Regions from separate parts of the Homo sapiens genome. Here region 1 is linked to region 2. Evidence: read pairs that join two places in POLR2A ChIA-PET (ENCODE). Cell type or tissue: OCI-LY7. All regions are shown on one strand. Region 1 overlaps KDM2B (lysine demethylase 2B). Region 2 overlaps KDM2B (lysine demethylase 2B).

Region 1 (2,500 bases), 52 kb after region 2:
GCCTAGGTCCGTGCTTCTCGCCAAGCCATGGGGATCGGAGATGCTGCGCAGCCTCTGCACTGGTTGGCTGATGACTACTGGGTGGAATGTGGGCATAGTGTTTCTAGGTCTTTTAGTTTTTCAAGAGAATCTGAAAATCTAAGTTTTGATGTGGAGTCTGATTTTTCACTGTTGGAATTATGATTTTGGGAGGAAGCAGTTTATAACTAAATGAAATCTGAGTGTTCTGTCTGGCTGGTGGGCCTTTTAGAGTGTCATGTCAGCATGACCAGGCCTCCTCGGTCAGATTGACGGGTTGCCCCCTCCTTCCTGCCCCACCAGGTCAGATGGACAATCGGAGCAAGCTCCGGAACATCGTGGAGCTGCGCCTGGCAGGCCTGGACATCACAGATGCCTCCCTGCGGCTCATCATCCGCCACATGCCCCTGCTCTCCAAGCTCCACCTCAGTTACTGTAACCACGTCACCGACCAGTCTATCAACCTGCTCACTGCTGTTGGCACCACCACCCGAGACTCCTTAACCGAGATCAACCTGTCTGGTGAGTCAGGGGCCCCCATCGGGTCTGCCTAACACTCCGTGGGAGAACCAGGAGGTTCACATTTGTGGAAAACGATTCGTGTGTCTACAGCTATGTGGTCACAGTGCTAGGTGTCTCGTTTACTGAGACAGACAGCCCAGTCCAGGGGGGAAACACAGTAAACAAAGAGTTACTGTTGGCCGGGTGCGGTAGCTCACGCCCGTAATCCCAGCACGTTGGGAGGCCGAGGCAGGTGGATCATAAGGACAGGAGTTCGAGACTAGCCTGGCCAACATGGTGAAACCCCGTCTCTACAAAAAAATACAAAAATTAGCCGGGGGTTGGTGGCCGGCGCCTGTAATCCCAGCTACTCGGGAGGCTGAGGCAGGAGAATCGCTTGAAACTGGCAGTGGAGGTCGCCGTGAGCCAAGATGGCGCCACTGCACTCCAGCCTATGTGACAAGACCAAAACTGTCTCAAAAAAAAAAAAAAAAAAAGTTACCATTGGAGTTGTAGTAATTGCTACCCCAAAATAGTGCCAGTTAGCAGCAGCCACAAGCACATAGCAGTGGTTCCTGACCCAAAATACGGACAAGGGACAGCTTCCCGAGGGGGTGCAGAAGAGCCGGTGCCTGACAACCAGGGTGTTGAGACAGTGGGGGCCGGGAGGCAAGGGCCCTGGTGGGCAGGAGGGAGCTTGGTTTCTGCCTTTGCTGTCGTTGCTTACATGCACCCCTTGTGACCCTGCTATCAAGGGGCCTGTTGTTGGAGAGAAAAAAACCCACAGTGAGTTCCATTATTGTTCTCTGTCTGTCGCTGTGGTGCAGGATCTTCGCTCGCTGCACTTGCCGTTGGGGCGGCAGTTGGTTCTGAAGGACTTGGGGCTCCAGTATGCAGCGAGGTACACAGAGCAATGCTGCCTGCTCTTCGCCCAACTAACCCAATTTTGGTCTGGTAGCTTAGGATGGTCTGGATTGGGGGGTGTTGGGTTTGCGTGAGAGCAAAAAAAGAAAGAGAAAAAGAAACTACAGGTTTTTTTTTTTTTTTACCCTTAGAAATTACCAAGTACTAAGGACATCCCCATCTCATCAAATTACATTTTTCACACAGCGCAGTGGTGACATACACGTTGTTTTCTCCTCTGCATCCCACATTTATGCCTGATAAACTGTCTGGCAACCATGCCTCATAGCAGGGGCATGGGAGCTTTGGATGGGATGAGATCATTCGGGACCTAGGAAGCCATTCCTTCTCCTCATGAAGTTTTGGTGGCAGGGATTGTTCCACCTCGTGGACGCAAAGAACCAGAGTGAATTGAGGCTTCTCCAGCTCAAGGGCCAGGTCATGGCCTTGAATGGGTGATGGAGCTGCCCTTTGGAGAGGGCCTGGGAGTCGTCTTACTCTAAGTGCTGGCATTTTATTACATCTCTTCATTATATCCTGGTTTAGTTATTATGGATGCGTAGCAGAGATCTCAGTATAAATTCCCTCCCCTGCGGTGTGGGCCATGCTGTGTGTGTGCATGCAAATCATCTTTTGCATTTTGTTTTTCCAGCATGATAAATTGAGGTCATCTTTTTATCTCAGTGCATACAGCTCTCTGCATTCTTTTTTTTTTTTTTTTGAGATGGAGCCTTGCTCTGTCACCCAGGCTGGAGTGCAGTGGTGCGATCTCGGCTCACTCCAGCCTCTGCCTCCCAGGTTCAAGTGATTCTTCTGCCTCAGTCTCCCGAGTAGCTGTGATTACAGGCGCCTGCCACCATGCCTGGCTAAGTTTTGTATTTTTAGTAGAGATGAGGTTTCACCATGTTGGCCAGGCTGGCCTCAAATTCCTCACCTCAGGTGATCCACCCACCTCTGCCTCCCAAAGTGCTGGGATTACAGGCGTGTGCCACCACGCCTGGCCTGCATTCTTGTTAAGAGCTGTGAAGTATACTAAGGCATATCTCTATACCTAAACTCTTCTAGATTTTCTTAAAAA
Region 2 (2,500 bases):
GCAGTGAGCTGAGATGGCGCCACTGCACTTCAGCCTGGGGATGCACTATAGTTTTATTTGCTAAATCTGGCAACTGTAGTTGAAATGACTATATTTTTGATATATTGTTGAAACAAAATGGATTATTCCGATGAATTTCATTGTTTCTTTTTACCTTTTCAAATGTGGCAACAAAAAAACTCAAAAGTACCTATGTGGCTCACCTTCTATTTCTTTTATTTATTTATTTACACAGAGTCTTAACTCTGTTGCCCAGGCTGGAGTGCAGTGGTGCAATCATAGGTCACTGCAACCTCTGCCTCCCTGGATCAAGCGATCCTCCCATCTTAGCCTCCCGAGTAGCTGGGACCACAGGCACATGCCATCACGCCTGGCTAGTTTTTTGTAGTTTTGGTAGAGATGAGGTTTTGCCATGTTGCCAAGGCTGAACTCCTGAGCTCAAGCAAGCCGCCTGCCTCGGTCTCCCAAAGTGTTGTGATTACAGGCGTGAGCCACAGTGCCTGACTTACCTTCTGTTATTTCTATTGAGCAGTGCTCTTCTGCATAATTCTTTGATTATCTTCTTCAGGTGTACTTTTTTTTTTTTTTTTTTTGAGATGGAATCTTGCTCTTGTCACCAGGCTGGAGTGCAGTGGTGCAATCTCGGCTCACTGCCACCTCCGCTTCCTGGGTTCAAGTGATGCTCTTGCCTCAGCCTCCCGAATAGCTGGGATTACAGGCGCGTACCACCACGCCCGGCAAATTTTTTGTATTTTTAGTAGAGACGGGGTTTCACCATGTTGGCCAGGCTGATCTTGAACTCCTGACCTTAGGTGATGTGCCCACCTCGGCCTCCCAAAGTGCTGGAATTAAAGGCGTGAGCCACCATGCCCGGTCATAAATAAATATTTTAAAAATAAGGAAGTAAATAACTTCAGAGCCACAAAATGGTGTGAAGCAGAAGAAGAATGAATACCCCAGGTCCACCACCGAGCCCTGAAAATAAATGACCACCAGCTCAGCTGAAACTCCTGGGCACTCCCCAGTATACACAGCAGCTTCCAGATGCAGTTTGTCTATTTGACTTTACCCTTCCCATGAGGCTGGGAGATGGAGGGTGTTATCGCCCCAGTGCAGTTGAGGAAGCACAGAGCTCGGAGAGGTGCAGCAGTGCCTCTCGGGCCACTTCCTTAGGAGAAGAAAGGCGTTGGACCCCAGATGTGCAGGTTTCTGTCATTGCACAGTGAGGAACCAGTGATATGTGGCGGGGAGAGTGGGGAGGGAGGCCCCTGCTATGTTTATGCATTTCCTGGCTGGTGGGGTTAAAAAGTTAACAGGAAAGGAAGAAGTAACTAAACGACTGACTGCCTGGGCTGCCCGGGGTCTCTGGGTTCCCAGGTTGCAGCTTCCTCCCATTGGATGCAGGTTGGGGTGAAAGATCAAGGGTGCTCACTGAGGCCCTCAGGATGCGAGGTAGGGAGTGGTATTTGATCTGGGTCGGGTTACCTAACAAGTAATTAATGCTAAGTGATGATTAGCAAGAAATGCTTTGATCTCCCACCTTGCCTCCAGGAGAACAAAGCCCTTTTCTGGAACTGATTAGGTGCTGTGAGGTCATTTCTGATGCGGTGTCCTTCATATCCAAGATGCTACTGAGCCACCATCTATCACCATCCACCCGACTGGCTGTTTCCACGAGTGGTGTAGGATTTGTTTTGATCTGTCTACACTCTGGCTGCTTCCTTTTATGACCAACGGGCAGGATGGTGGGGGCCTGTCTGTGACCTTACAGGCTGGGTGAAGGAACGGAGCTTATTTGAGGCCCAGCCTCTGACCTCGGCCTTATTAGTGAGCTGACCCCTGGCTCAGCTGCCAGACATGGCTACTGGCTGGCTTGCTGGTTTATTCCCAGAGGAAGAAACTGAGGAAGGACGGAGGACCCAGCCATGACTGCCTCTGGCTAGCAAGCCAGCCTGTGGACCCTGCCAGCTTCTTCATCCATTATCTCTAGTGGCCAAACCAGGCTGCCACTTGAATTTCAATTATTGGCAATTTTTCTGGAGTATGGGAGCAGAGAGGCTGGAGTGTGGAGGACAAGCACCCTGATGGGGGCATGGAGACAGTCCTCATCAGTAGCTGTTGGATCAGCTTCCTTACGGGGACATTTTGGGGCCACACAGGAGCCACAGGAGGAAGCAACACACCCTCGATGCCTTGTGACCTTTGCTTCTGCTTTGTCTCTCTCCCCTTTCCTCCGAAGTTGGTCCGTTCCATCCCAGAGGCCTGCTCCGTCTGGGGTCCCTCCGGAGTGACACACAGCCTTTCCCTGAAGGAGAGGCACGTGATTCAGTGAGAGAGGCCCCGAGTGCTTCCGGCGGGTCCCTGCCCCGCTCTCAGTCCTGTCGGCCCGCAGTCATGAAGCTGATGCTGTGCAGTTGAGGCGGAGGAGGCTGGCAATAATGGCTGTCGTGTATTGCCACCTACTCAGGGTCCTGTAATTTCCCAGGAAGGCCGTGTGCTG

What was found. ChIA-PET counts read pairs that join two places held together with the same protein. Peaks named below come from ENCODE experiments on the same cell type or tissue, not always from the same donor. Only the 100,000 strongest peaks of a DNase experiment are listed, where the experiment ranks them.
Region 1: POLR2A ChIA-PET joins it to region 2 with 6 read pairs; 5 of 35 experiments call an interaction of 5 or more read pairs at or near these places.

What each region holds. Positions count from the first base shown.
Region 1 is chr12:121,437,897-121,440,396 of GRCh38, reverse strand. KDM2B (lysine demethylase 2B) reads left to right here. Exons shown (of 23, transcript NM_032590.5): 22 at 322-540. Among named protein-coding and RNA genes, the nearest start is that of MIR7107, 5.2 kb to the left of the region's middle. In OCI-LY7, no CTCF peak of the experiment used is centred here; no DNase peak of the experiment used is centred here.
Region 2 is chr12:121,489,887-121,492,386 of GRCh38, reverse strand. All of the region lies in intron 12 of KDM2B (lysine demethylase 2B), which reads left to right. Among named protein-coding and RNA genes, the nearest start is that of MIR7107, 47 kb to the right of the region's middle. RefSeq lists an enhancer at 1,272-1,985. In OCI-LY7, no CTCF peak of the experiment used is centred here; a DNase peak (open chromatin) is centred at 1,206; H3K4me3 peaks cover 1,224 bases; H3K27ac peaks cover 2,255 bases.